Linked DNA regions of Homo sapiens: region 2 is linked to region 1. Evidence: chromatin contacts called from ENCODE Hi-C or POLR2A ChIA-PET data. All regions are on one chromosome and are shown on one strand. Each heading gives the region's core, a stretch centred on a gene start or an enhancer-like site at or near the end of the contact. The rest is flanking DNA. Distances are from core to core; before and after follow the strand shown. Region 1 has its middle 18 kb from the start of LINC02283. Region 2 overlaps LOC124900702 (a long non-coding RNA gene).

The links. A loop is a pair of places that touch in the nucleus more often than their neighbours do. ChIA-PET counts read pairs that join two places held with the same protein, here RNA polymerase II (POLR2A). Pooled maps may share reads with other maps.
Region 2: a loop to region 1 is called in a map with no recorded cell type, with 4 times the contacts of the local background. The contact joins two enhancer-like sites. A Hi-C loop is called at or near these places in 1 of 37 single-sample maps with no recorded cell type and 2 of 50 pooled maps. POLR2A ChIA-PET finds 5 or more read pairs at or near these places in 1 of 52 experiments (GM10248).

Annotation. Positions count from the first base shown.
Region 1 is chr4:54,311,669-54,319,098 of GRCh38, forward strand. No RefSeq gene overlaps it. Among named protein-coding and RNA genes, the nearest start is that of LINC02283, 18 kb to the right of the region's middle. Within about 2 kb of position 4,068, at least 2 of the 41 ENCODE cell types and tissues checked have a DNase peak (open chromatin) inside an H3K27ac peak, as active enhancers do.
Region 2 is chr4:53,905,890-53,913,319 of GRCh38, forward strand. All of the region lies in intron 1 of LOC124900702 (a long non-coding RNA gene), which reads left to right. Among named protein-coding and RNA genes, the nearest start is that of CHIC2, 160 kb to the right of the region's middle. Within about 2 kb of position 2,887, at least 6 of the 41 ENCODE cell types and tissues checked have a DNase peak (open chromatin) inside an H3K27ac peak, as active enhancers do.

The DNA of each region.
Region 1 (7,430 bases), core at 2,818-5,317:
CATTTCTGGCTAAATTTTGTATTTTTAGTAGAGACAGGGTTTCACCATGTTAGCCAGGCTGTTCTCAAACTCTTGACTTCATGTGATCCGCCCGCCTCAGCCCCTCAAAGTGCTGGGATTAGAGGTGTGAGCCACCGCACCTGGCCAATTCTTTCTAATACAAGGATTTAATGCTATGTTTCCGTCTAAGCATTATTTTAGTTGCCTTCTACAAATTTTGATTAAATGCAGTATGGTAGATAATTCAAAGCATTATCAGACTACAAAGGAAAGAGCTTTTAGTCAGGCTAGGAGAAGTTGAAGAGAAGCATTTGAGTTGAGTTTTGAAGGATATTTTTTTCTAGTCAGAGAAGAAGGTAAGAGTATTCTAAGCCAAAAGAACAATAAGCCATAATTCATTAATTGATATTTCTCTTATAAGATGGGTTCATGAATATTTAATAACTATAATCTACAGATAGAACATCTCTTTGAAAGGCAGGGATGGAGCCAGTCATTCCCATAAACCAAAAGTGATGATGGAGCTGCAAGGTTGTTTGGCTCTTGAAGTCATCCTCTTGAGCTGATCTCATTTTAAATGAGAATGGTATTGGTCCAATATAGAGTTAAAACAAAAATTCTCACATGTGAAATTCTTGGATATTGATCAGAATAAAAACAAAATGAGGTTCAAATGGAAGCAATAGGGTAGTGGTCTGGTTATAACTCTCAGGTATAGGTACAAAGTCATTTAGATACATATATTTATCAGAGAGATATTACCTTGGACACTCCAGCTTTCTATTTATTTCTACAGCCATAAGATCCTTATTGTATCATTTCTTACCCTCTGCTGCAGATGCTGTATATATGACTGAGTAGATTGGCTCACTGAACATCTTTTCTAAACATTGCCATTATTACTTTTTTCTAATGCAAGTGTTGGAAATCAATGTACTCAAATTCCCTTGCAGATGGAATTTTATTCTGGCCAGTAAGATGTAGGTGCAATTTCTTGGGAGGACTTCCTTAGTGCACTGAAAAAGTAAAAGCTTGAGGAAAAGGTTCTGTCTTTCTCATTTTGCTCTTCCCATTTCTTTCTGCCTGGAACTTAGAATTACTGCCTGGAGTTGCAGCAATCATCTTTTGACCATGAAGTTAAAAATTACACACTGAAAGTGGCAGTCCAGGAGACAGAAGACAGGCTTTTAAATGACATTCTTGCATAGGTGCATTAGCCCTGACCTATCTACCTCTAGATTCTTTTTTGCATGAGAAAAATACATCTTTAGGCGACTATTTTCAGTTATCCATTCTTTGTAACAAATAACATTTGTAAGCATAAGCGATACAACCTATTTGCAACAAACTAAAAAGTTGTATGGGGATATCTGTCATTTTAATTTTTAATGTATGCTTTCTTCATTGTGCTTCCAATATATCAAACTCTCTTGGTATTTCTCCTGCATTACAGGTTGTTTTTTTCTCAGTTGCTTTGCTGATCCTTTTTTTCCTGGCCTCTATTCATGTTAGAGTGCCCCAGGTCTCTAGGTTAGGTGCTGCAGACTCTCTAAGAGTCTTGTTTGTTTGTTTTTTTGGTCTCATCTAACTTCAGGGCTTCAAATACTATCTATATGCTGGCAGATCCTAAATGTATATTTGTAACCCAGGCCTCTCTCTCTCTCTCTCTCTCGCTATCTCGTTGTGTGTCCAACTGCCTACTCAACATCTTCATTTGAATGTCAAATAGTTGATCTATCTATCTATCTATCTATCTATCTATCTATCTATCTATCTATTATCTATCTGTTATCTATCTATCTATCAGCTATATATATCTGTTTTAGAGATGGGGTCTCACTACATTGCCCAGGCTGGACTCAAAGAGATCCTGTGCTCAAGAGATCATCCTACTTCAGTTTCCCAGTAGCTGGGACTGCAGGCATGCCAGGATATAAAGTAGCTGATCTCTTACCTTCAAAACAATTTCCATCACTTGAGCCCAGGAGTTTGAGACCAGCCTGGGCAATGTGGCAGAACCCTGTCTCTACTAAAAATGCAAAAAATTAGCAAGACATAGTGGCCCATGCCTGCAGTCCCAGCTACTCAGGGGACTGAGGTGGGAGAATCACCTGAGCCCAGGAAGTCGAGGCTGCAGTGAGCTGTGATCATGCCACTGCACTCCAGCCTGGGCGACTAGAGTGAGACCCTGTCTCAAAACAAAACAAAACAAACAAAAAACTTAACTTCCAAGCCAGATGCGATGACTCACACCTGTAATCCCAGCACTTTGGGAGGCTGAGGCAGGCTGACCATGAGGTTAAGAGTTTGAGACCAGCCTGACTAACATGGTGAAACCTCATCTCTACTAAATACAAATATTAACTGGGCATGATGGTGCGCACCTGTAATCCCAGCTACGCAGGAGGCTGAGGCAGGAGAATCTCTTGAATCCAGGAGGCGGAAGTTGCAGTGAGCCGAGATTGTGCCATTGCACTCCAGCCTGGGTGACAGAGCGAGACCCCATCTCAAAAAACAAACAAACAAAAAAACCAAAAAAACAAAAAACTTAACTTCTTCCTTCTCTCAAGCTTGATCCACCATCAGTGTCCATCATCTCAGTTGATGGCAACTCTAATTTTCCAGTTGCTCATGCCCCAAATCTTGGAGTCATCCTTGGCAATCCTCTTTCTCACGTTCTGTGTCTAATCTGCCAAGATTCTGGTTCTCCCTTAAGCATACCTGAAATCTATTCAGAATCTGACCGCTCTCACTCTCTCTAGTGCTGCCACCCTGGGCCATGCCATCATGACCTTTCACCTGTATGACTGCAGTAGGCTCCTCAAAAGTCTCCCCACTTTGCTGTTTTCCCTCCCACAACAGACTATTTTCAAAGCAGCAGCTAGAGGAATCCTTTTAAAATGAAGTCATGATCACTCTTCTGCTCAAAACCGTGCAATGTCTTTTCGTCTTACACTTATCAAGGCCTGTCACGATCTGGCCTTCGTCACCTCTTCAAAGTTCTCTTCCGTTCTCTTTGTTCACTTCCTTCCAACCTCACGGGCCTCATTGCAGTTTCTAGAGCACAACAAGAACACACCCCTGTCATGGCCTTTGAACTGGCTGTTCCCTTTGTATGGAATGCTCTTTCCCTAGTTATCTTTGGATAATCCTCTCACTTCCTTAAAGTATCTCCTTAATTTCATCTTTTCCAAGAGGCCGACTTTGACAGTCCTATTTAACCTTGCCATCGGCACCATCCCACCATGTCCACCTCTATGCTGCCCCCATCCCCAGCACATCCCATCCCACCTACCCTGCTCAACTTTCTCTTTCTTCCCCTACAACGTATAATCTTCTAACTTACTGTATAGTTTATTGACGTGCTTTTGGTTATTTTCTGCCTCCCCTTCTAGAATGTAAACTATGTGATGACAGAATTTGCATGTTTTGTTCACTGATACATCCCTGGTGCCTGGAACAGTGCTGGTTCAGAGTAAGTGCTCAGTAAATATTTGTTGCAGGATTGAATAAATTACCCATTCACAGAAGGATTTATGGGGGAGCTTCGGGGCAGCAGACTAACTGAGAAACCAACACTCAAATCTGGCAACTCCTGAAGCCAGATTGAATGTTGACCCCGAAGTTCCTTCCCATGTGCATCAACTCAGAATGCTTACAACATAATGACTGTGGCCGTCTCTAGTGAAAAAAGAACAACAGTCTTGAGAGTGACTGTATGGGAAGCTTTTAGTAGGGACACAGCTGAAAAGCACCCTTTGCAGTTAAATAGAGCTTTTCTTGAATCTGGAAAAACCAAACACTCCACAGAATGCACTCATTTGCCATCAGACTTATGGGAATAATTGTATCCCAGATTTAAAAAAAAACCCAGAGTTTTACTGGCAACCTGTCCAAGCCTGGAGTGAGTGAGGCTAAAGGAAGAACTAGATATAGGGAAATTTTTTACCCCAAGCACTACTGGAATTAAGTACGTGGGTGATCTTGGGTGGTGGCTACTTTCATAAAAGGTGTTTTTGTAGAACTTGTGAATTTCTCAGAAACACTGACTTGTACCTCACTGAGGCTGAGAGTTTGTTCTACTTCTGGTCTGAATAAGCAAATGTTTAGTTTCAGTTCCTCTTCAAATTCAGGACTGTCGTTAGATTTCTATGAAAGCTACTTGGCAAAGGACCCAGTCCATCCATAGAGGCCTGCTTCAGCGTGGAGTACAGCATACAATAGTGTGTATTTAGACTATGCTACAGCTGAGGGCTAGCCACTTGATAGAGCTCCTCTATGTTAATGGTGTTAGAATGGAAATTCTTTATCCTTGTAGCTGTACCATAGGGTGGGGACCAGGGACACTCAACAGAGTTGGGAGTCCATGTGCCTCCTTAAATTTTGCACCTCAGGCATCTCACATGCCTCATTCTGGTTGTGATCCTGCTGCAATCTGTTCTCACTCTGAACCACATGGAGTTAGCATTAAATGCTATGGGAAATCTAGAAATTTTCTCATGCTGAGTTCCTTTAAAGAGAGTCACCATCTTGGTTCTGATACTCTCTGACTGGTATTGGACAAGCCTTTCTTTGTTAGCAACTTGAAACTGTGGGAGGCTCTCTGTAGAATTACTGTTATGTTTTGGAATAACAAGAACAGCATTTTGCTGCTGGAAAAGGCCATTTTCCTTCTGTCTGCTTTTTTTCATGTATTGCCTTTCTTTTCTTTCTAAAACATCTTTTGTTTCATTTTTGTTCTCAAATCATTGTGTTTAGAACAACAATAATTGAGAGTCTAGCGGGAAGTTTTTATAAACTAACAATTGGGTTTAAACAAAGGCTTAATAGTCAAGTTCTGAATAGTTGGACTCCTGAAAAGTTCTAGCTAGAATGATCATAAATATAACATTTAAAAAAATACACAGGGGGAGTCCTTTTTACTAATTTTTCTCTTTTAAGTGAAGAGTTTTGTATGCATTAGGTAAGACCAACCAATCCTGTTTCTCATAGCTCTATATCTGTTGCTTGGTCAGATCACAGTGAATTTACCTGGGTTATAGGATGCCCTGCATCTGGACAGGGGTGATGCTTCATGAACATGAATTCATTGACAATATTGTGCCTGTAAGAAGCTGAGTTTGCTGGGAAAAAGGCACTAGCAGATCACATTCTTGAGAGTTAGTGATAATAATGAACATGATTATAATGTGCAAAGACTTTTATAACTTTTCTTTTTTTTTAAGAGATGGGGGCCGGGTGTGGCAGCTCACACCTGTAATCCCAGCACTTTGGGAGGCCAAGGCGGGTGGATCACTAGGACAGGAGTTTGAGGCCAGCCTGGCCACTATGGTGAAACTCCATCTCTACTAAAAATACCAAAGTTAGTCGGGCATGGTGGTGCACGCCTGTAGTCCCAGCTACTCAGGAGGCTGAGGCAGAAGAATTGCTTGAATTTGGGAGACGGAGGTTGCAGTGAGCCGAGATCATACTACTGCACTCCAGCCTGGGTGACAGAGTGAGACTCTGTCTCAAAAAAAAAAAAAAAAAGAGATGGGGGTCTCTTCATGTTGACCAGGCTGGTCTCAAACTCCTGGTCTTAAGTGATCCTTTCATTTTGGCCTTCCAAAGTGCTGAGATTACAGGCATGAGCCACCACACCCGTCCTGTTATCATATATTTTAAATAAGCCTCATGACAATCACATAAATTTTTTTTATTACTCATATATTTTAGGTGAGCAAAAGAAAATTCAAAGGTAGTAACATAGCTAGAATTACAAAGGAAGAGGTGTGATTTGTGCTCATGTCTTAATTTTTAAAGCAAATTGAGGCCGGGCATGGTGGGTCAAGCCTGTAATCCCAATGCTTTGGGAGGCTGAGGCAGGAGGATCGCTTGAGGTCAGGAGTTCCAGACCAGCCTGAGCTGGTGAGACCCCCGTGTCTACAAAAAAAAAAAAAAAAAAAAATTAGCTAGTCTTGGTGTTGGTGCACACCTGTACTTCCAGCTACTTAGAAGGTTGAGGCAAGAGGAGCGTTTGAGCCCAGGAGGTTGAGGCTGCAGTGAGCTGTGATAGCACGACTGCATTTCAGCATAGGTGACAGATTGAGACCTTGTCTATAAAAACAAGATAAATAAAAGGAATTGAGTGGTATCACACAGAAGTTAATGCCATTGAAAGATTTTTACTACATTTCCCAAGAGGAGAAGGCATGTCATGTGACACAGGGTCACATGGGGAAGCATAAGAGGTCAAGAGGCAGAAGGGGAAAGCATAGGCCACAGCCTGGACTGGGATTTCTGCAGGAAAGGCAAGGCGGGACAGGGTAAACAGTGTAGGACTGGCTAGTCTACATCCTTCTAGCAGGCTTTGGGGCATTGGGACATTCTCTAGTCACCTGGTGCCTAGCCCTTGGGTGTGTGAGTTTGATAGGGGAGGTGATTTGGGGTACGGACTGAGGACTGGTTGGAAGGTCTGTAAATGATTTTCATGCACCTGTGGAAGCTGGATTTCTGGGGAGATGTTAACAACTTTGGCCATTAGTTTGGCCCTCTGATTAATGGATGCTACATAGAAATGGATGCCAAATAGAAAACAGAACAAAGTAGCATCAGGGCAGGAGCCTTACTCCAGAGGCAAAGCTCTTTCCATGAAACCATCTAAACTCATCCAGTTCTCCTCTTCCAATCTCTCCACCCCTTACCGTACTCCACACATCCTGTTTGCAGTATCAGTTCTTGACGATCCCAGCCACTGAGTTGTTTTAGTTGGAAATCTGGCCATTTGCTAAGCCCTTCAGTTCTCATCACACATGTCTCTTCCAGTTCTCATCACACATGTCTCTTCAAGCTCTCCTTTTCTGTCTTTATGCCTCCACGCTTGCCTTGGGTCAGCGTCTCCTGACCCAAGTCAGTCTTGACGTCACAGTCTCCTAATCCATATTCTCCCCCCAGCCCAACCAAGCTGCACCCTGTTTCCAGGACGATCTTTTGTAAATAATAGGTTTGATCGTGTCACCTCCTTACTTACATCCTACCTACCTCCCTATTGCCTTAAAATTTCCCAGCAGAACACAAAGGGCCCTTCATGAGCCGACCTTTGCCTACTTCCTGGCTGTCTATCCTACAGAACTGTGGTATTGTGTCCATTGATTTACCTGAGCACAGATTTTATGAAATGTTTGGAGAACGGGGGAGACAGAGAGAGATTCTTAACCCAACTGGTTCTCTTACAGAATGAGCTTCACTGGTGTTCAGAAAATTGATGCATTGCTAGTTTCTTTTTGGCTACTGTGAACTTTTTTTTTGAAAGGTATATGAGATTCTTGTGCCTAGAAGAGGGATTCTAATGCATTTGAGGTATCGGTTTCTTAGGGTTCAAACCTCTTGCAGCTAAGAGCAGGCCCTGGAAGAGGCACCGGGCTGCAGATTGTTTCAAGTACCACAAGGGG
Region 2 (7,430 bases), core at 1,637-4,136, 410 kb before region 1:
TAAATCAGTAGTTATGTTTGGCAGATTCTATATTCCCACGGAAAGGCCAACTAAACAGTCATTACGCTTTATAGGCGTGCCTGTGTGTCCTTCGTTATTTTGGAAGTATCAAGCAGGGCCTAGAAGCATGGTATAGTTAGTGCCAGCACATAGTGGTGGCCTGCAGTCCAACCATGCTGATTGATTTGATGTTTAGGGAGGCAGTTTCAGAGGAAATACGGTAACTCGCTTGTCTATCACCGTGCTTCCTGGATGAGCCCCAGAAATGCAGCGTTTGGGATACCATTAGCAAGCGTGTGGCAGCCTTGCCCTGCTGAGACTGCTGGTGATTGAAAAGTGCTCAAACTGTGGTCAGAGAAGAAGTGTGCAGATGAAAAGAAGGGAGATAAGTCTTCGATCACGACGCCTGCCCTTCTTCACCTAAATATCCCCCAGGACAGTTTGCCAAACACCAGCCTGTTGCTCAAATGAGAGAAAATAAGCCTTTAGTTTCTGTTTCCACTCTGCTTCATAAATTAACACCATCAACTGACTTTTCCCCGGCCTTTCTCCCACAGCTTATCTTTACTGCCAATAATCCTACCCATGAGAAAGATCTTTGACAAGTCAAGTACTACATAAATTCAAGAAATTCATATGTGGTATTTCATGCACATTTCAAATAAAGAAACTTACAAGGATACCGTTTAAAAAAAAAAAAGAACATCCCCATAGTTTTGAAGCAAATGTGCATTTTCTCGTTAGTAAAGAGACGTTTCCTTCCCTCTAACTTCCCAGTGTTGGACAAAGGACTAAAATTTCATGTTATAAGGAAAGCATGTAAACTCCGCACTGCTTTTCTCTGAAATAGCAGTCATTTCAATGATGTGCTCTATCATCAATCCCCGGAGACTGTAGGCTTTTCTGTAACTGGTTCCTTTTCGTTTTCCTCATTGGATAATAATTTTTCAGAATAAAATCTTTTGGTATCAGTATTTTCAAAATATTTCAAGACACCAGCCATTCTTAATCAGGCCACTGTGGAGCTCTATGCAATTAAGTTGCTAAAGTTAGGACAGAGCCCTTAGTTTCAGATTTCAGCTCCATATATCTGAATGGAAGCTCTTGAATGGATGAGCATTCTGACTACTGCCTGGCTAATAATTTTCCACTTGCATTTGGCCGATCCTACACACATGAGCATAAGCCAGTGTAAATGCTCCATCAGAGGCTCTTAGCAGGAAGAAAACAACTAAACAGATTCATTTCTTGACTTTCTTCTTTGATAGATATTTTCTTACTCTTAAATATACTTTACTCCTGATAATTTAGAGATCTATCGTTGGTGAGAGGATATCATGAATTATGAGTCCTTGCATTCTTTTTATAAAGGTAATATCCCCGGTTTGATGAGACAGAAATTTGCAATAGCATCTTTGCAGGGCTTTTCAAAGAGTAGTGGGAATGGAAAAGTTCCCTGGGACCCATTTCCTGACTGTTCCATTCGTGCTGATCACGACTTTAACCATGTTTTTCAAGCTGCCAATCAAAGCACACGTTCTATAAAATACAATTCCCTGGTAGGCACAGTGGAGCTAAATATTTGTCCCTAGAACTGTCCTGGGAGAGAAAGGACATAAAGTTGCTGCCACTAGGTTAAAATTTAAGAACAAAATTATAGGAAGCAGACTCCAAACTATTTTCTTAAATTAATTCTTCCTTTTCCAACCAGAACACAATCTCCCCTATTGTCATGTACGCCCTGATGCCTAGTTGGGTACACAGCAAATGTACACACATATCTGATGATTTACTGATGGACTGAATCCTCACAAATATTACATTTAAAGCTTTCAGATCAAATTAAATAATTTGCATTTGGGCAAACAGCCAACAGCACTCTAAACTGTACTCCTAACTAACGTTATTCCCTCCTCTACCTCTTCATCCCTGGTGTTCTCTGCAGACCTTCCAAATACAAACTCACTTTCACAAGAAAAAAAATAACTGCAAAGTATGATTCAGGTCAGCCAAGAAAGGAGGTCATATTAATTTTATTTTTCTTGCTCTGTTTCCCAGGCTGGCATGCAGTGGCATGATCTCGGCTCACCGCAACCTCTGCCTCCCAGGTGCAACTGATTATCCTGCCTCAGCCTCCTGAGTAGCTGGATTACAGGTACCTGCCACTACGACTGGCTAATTTTTGTAGTTTTAGTAAAGATGGGGTTTCACCATGTTGGCCAGGCTGGTCTCAAACTCCTGACCATAGATGATCCACCGCCTTGTCCTCCCAAAGTGCTGGGATTACAGGCATGAGCCACTGCACCCAGCCCATATTAATTTTTAATTTCTGTTTATGCCTATGAAAAATGTATAAGTTGTTCTACAAACAGAAATGCACTTCTCTTGCTAGGGTTGCCTCAATAAATTTAAGCAACGTGGCACTATATTTCCTTTATAAAGCTCCTTCCTACATATCTCACACAACACACAAGAAAGTCATAACCAAATTATTTAAGAAGAATTTCTCAAAACACTAAGACAAAAGCCGTCTCTTCTAAATGAGTAACGTGGAAGGTAATCTTGTTCCCTTACTGCTGACATGTAGCTTTCTGCCTGGGGTTTTATCTTTAACTCCCTGGTAATCCAAACGGAGCAGGAAAACCTCAGACAATAGAGCCTCTTTTTTGCTTTACATCCACTTTTTTGGGGTCGGCACCGAACAACCATCATTAAATGGTTTCTGGCGCAAAGTGGCAGGCTTGGGTAAGCTGAAATGTTTATGACACCAAAATAAAGATGTTCCACACTGCTGAAACCGGGGAGTCACGCAGAGAACAACTGAAATGGAATTACACACCAAGGTTTACTTAACTAGCACGACTTTAACTCGTGTCTGCCTGATACACTTACCAAAGAGAAGTGGCAGAAACCCAGGGTGGACAAAAGAGGGCAGTGTTCACTATGTCTTTCATCTCAGCTCTTCGCTCTTTATCAAATTGCCACTGAGCCAAGAGAAAACTATGTCCAGCATTTCATAACACAGGAAGTGGGGAAGCAGATTAGATATTGGGCTCTGCAGTCACCACAAAATAAGCAGTGTGCTCGTAAAAGTCACTTTTTTCCCTAGACGAAAGCTTAACCATTGGTGAGTTTTGGGGTTTGGTTTCTGTTTTTCAGTATGATCGGCTAAACCTCTCCAGGAAAATAATGGAATATGTAATATTTCTCAAACTATAACAGGTTATAAGGTTTATTTAGTTCAAAGCACTCATTTTTGCAGATGAGGACCAGGTTTCTACATTTGTCAGTGGCTTCTCCTTGTGCTCAGATATCATCAGTATGTGGGGAGGGGAAGACAGACTTCCCTCTTGGAGCTATTTAGAGAATTTTTAGTCATTTCAGAATAGAATCCATGTACGCCCTGTACACAAAAAAATTTAGGTCCCAGAAAGGGAATCTTGTCCCCTGCCCTGGATGTCATCATATTGGGTCGAACTTCATTCACATTCTTTGGGAAAAGCTTATGTGGACATGTCATTGTACCCAATAAAGGATTGCAGCCTCAGCACTCAAAAAGTGCACATTTTGCCCAGGTATCTGTCTATTCTTAGTTATAGATATCTAGTGTCATCTTTTAATAGGGAAAGACTCTTTAATTCTTTTGTAATTCCTGTTGTCCTATACATATTTTTGAGCTCCTGCGATGTATAAGCCTCTGTTGTTAGACATGCAGAAGTGAAAAGGACACAGTTCTAGCCTTTAATAAACTAAGCATCAAATAAGAATCAGATGGCCGGGCGGATCGCTTGAGGTCAGGAGTTCGAGACCAACCTGACCAACATGGAGAAACCCCATCTCTACTAAAAATACAAAATTAGCCGGGCGTGGTGGTACATGCCTGTAATCCCAGCTACTGGGGAGGCTGAGGCGGGAGAATCGCTTGAACCTTGGAGGCGGAGGTTGTGGTGAGCTGAGATCACGCCATTGCACTCCAGCCTGGGCAACAACAGTGAAACTCCGTCTCAGAAAAAAAAAAAAGAATCAGACAAGGCAGAACCAACCTTGTCAGTAACCGTAATACATCAACAACCATAATACAAGGCAGAATGGGGTTGGCTTAGAAGAAAAATACAAATTGCCAAAGAAGAGATTGTATTCATCAGGAGTGGAGAACTGAGGGAAACTTCACAAAAGAGAGAGCTGTGGAGTCGGGTTCATAGAATAGGTGGGCTTCCAGCGGGGTGTGGTGGCTCATAGCTGTAATCCCAGCACTTTGGGAGGCCAAGGTAGGCAGATCACCTGAGGTCGGGAGTTCGAGACCAGCCTGACCAACATGGAGAAACCCCGTCTCTACTAAAAATACAAAATTAGCTGGGTATGGTGGCACATGCCTGTAATCCCAGCTACTCAGGAGGCTGAGGCAAGAGAATCCCTTGAACCCAGGAGGCAGAGGTTGCAGTGAGCCAAGATTGCGCCATTGCACTCCAGCCTGGGCAACAAGAATGAAACTCCGTCTCAAAAAAAAAAAAAAAAAAAAAAAGGTGGGTTTCCAGAGGCACAGGGATGGTGAAGCTGAACAAAGGCAAAGAGGTAGGAGAGTGTGGGCCCAGTGAGCAGCCACGCACTTACACTCGCAAAGGGAAGAGATCAAATAAATGGCTTGAAATGCCAGTGAAAGCCTGCAGAGAGCTTCAACGTCAGGCTGGTGGACTTGATTCCCAAGGCAACCACAGGAAAGCACCAAAGGTTTTTGATGCAAGCAGGAACATGATGGGAGCTAATTTTAGGAAAATTGGTCTGCCATGAAGATGTGGAGCAGATTCAAAGGGAAAGCAGAGACAAGGAGGCCAAGGAAGGCACTGTTAGTGCTTAAACAGATGTAACGAAGTTTTGTGGTAGACACAACCCAAAAGGAAAGACAGGTACAAGTGTAAGACGCACAGTGTTTCAAAGTGTTTTGCCAACAAAGTAAATGTTGAAAAGCGAAGTTATAGCGAGGGAAGACTGAAAAAGTAATTCATAAAAGCACTAAGGGAAGGCTGAAATGCTGGGTGGGGTAAGAAACTCAGGAGTTTGGCCTTGAGTGTGTTGACTTGGATACTTCTACAAAATATAGATGGGGAGATGTCCAAGGAATCGCTGAAAACCAGGACTGGTGCTCAGAGAAAGGTTAGAAGAAGGTCACATTCCAAATCAAGGTATACCTGGCTGATGCTTGAAGACCATCATGCTTGAAGACCATCATTCTGGAAGACCATCTTGACATCCCAAATCACAGTTTGACACCATTTGCCATCTCTCTTCCAGGTGCTGTGCTGTTGGTTTAGGAATGCGGTTTTCTTGGATCTTGTATGGTTTCCACTTGTCTTGATATTGATATACAATGGCTTTTAAATGCCCAATATAAAAACAAGCATTGGGCCAGGTGTGGTAGCTCATGGCTGTGATCCCAGCACTTTGGGAGGCTGAGGCAGGTGGATCACTTGAGGTCAGGAGTTTGAGACCAGCCTGGGCCACACTATTAAACCCCATCTCCACTAAAAAGACAAAAATTAGCTGGATGTGGTAGCACACACCTGTAGTCCCAGCCACTTGGGAGGCTGAAACAGGAGAATTGCTTGAACCTGGGAGGCAGAGGTTGCAGTGAGCCAAGATTGCACTGCTGCACTCCAGCCTGGGTGACAGAGTGAGACCTTGTCTCAAAAAAAAAGCAAGGATTGCCATGAAACCTGAATTAGTCCCAGAGGGAGGGAAAGAGAATTCTTATTTGCTTTACAAATGGATAATTCCTATAGAAAATGCTAGTGCTCTGAAGACATTTTTTAAAACATGATCTGGTTTATATACAAGTAATTACAACAGCTTTCTAGGCAAACCTTCATTTAAAAAGTAAGGTATGGCAGGGCACAATGGCTCACGCCTGTAATCCCAGCACTTTGGGAGGCCAAGGCAGGTGGATCACGAGGTCAGGAGTTTGAGACCAGCCTGGCCAGCACGGTGAAACGCAGTCTCTACTAAAAATACAAAAAATTAGCTGGGCATGGTGGCACATGCCTGTAGTCCAGCTATTTGGGAGGCTGAGGCAGGAGAATCACTTGAACCTGGGAGGTGGAGGTTGCAGTGAGCTGAGATCATGCCACTTCACCCCAGCCTGGTAGACAAAGCGAGACTCCGTCTCACAAAATAAAAATAAAAATAAAAAGTAAGGTATATTCCAACATTTTGGACAGACTTACAACTTTGTTCTTGGGGAAAATGAAAGCAATGTTACTGGAAGGAAGATAGGACGTTAGGCGGCAGTATGGTGTATTGAAAAGACCTGGAATCAGGTTTAAATCCAGAGGTGCCCCTTATTAGGTATATGAGCATGAATACATTGCTTCACTGCTCTGAGACACAATTTCCACATCTCTACAAGAAAATAATAGAATGTTCTGTCCAAAGTTACTGTATTGCATAAGGTAATGTATATGAAATTGCTTTGCACAGGACTTGGCACAAAGTAGCTGCTTAATAAAAAGCTTAGAGTTCCTTGTGGTGGTCCAGTTGGAATCCCTTCTGGCCCCAAAATGAATGTCTCCCCCTTGACTCCTTCCCTGGGGTGCACCATGCCCCCTAGCCGTAATTCTTATTCAGAGCTTTGCTCTCTTGGAGATGTTTCTCTTTATCCATAACACATTGGGGCATTCAGGAATGCTGGTCCTGCCCTTTAGCTGGAGGACAATCATTTCAGACCCAAACCAGGCACTACGTGAAGGAGGTTCCAAACTCCAAACAGTGCCAGGTCCTTCTCTCCTCCACTTCAGGACCAGATGAAGACATCCTTCTTGGCTCTTTATTCTCTCAGCCTCCAGGAAAGAGTCAGACAACCCTTATAATCATGACTTCTTATTAAGCATTTACAGAATCATGCTATATGGCATCATTCTGGGTCCTTGGTTATGAAATCTTATACTTTAAGTATGCATTACTTTTAAATGACAAAAACCACAATTACTTTTGCACCAACCTAATACTTTTGTGAACAGTATTTTCTTTGATCTCTACAATAAGTCTATGGGAAAATAATGAGGTAGTTAAGAGCACAGACTGAGTGGGTTCGAACTGGAGCTCTACGACTCACTAGCTGTGTATACCCGGGCAGTTACTCATTCTCTCCATGCCTCAGTTGCCTCCTCTGCAAAATGGGGATAATAAGAGCACTTATCTCATGTGAGTTACTGTAGAGCTTAAATAATATATCTGTGAAAGCTCCTAGAACAGTGCCTGACACACAGCAAGTACGTTCAATTGCATTGTAGCCCATACTCTTCCAATGAGAAAACTAAGGCTTAAAAAGGTGAGGCAACTGCCTCAAAGTCACATGCCTTAAATGACAGTGCTATATGAAAAAAATCTCAATATCATTAATCATTAGAGAAATGTGAATCAAAACCACAATGAGATAC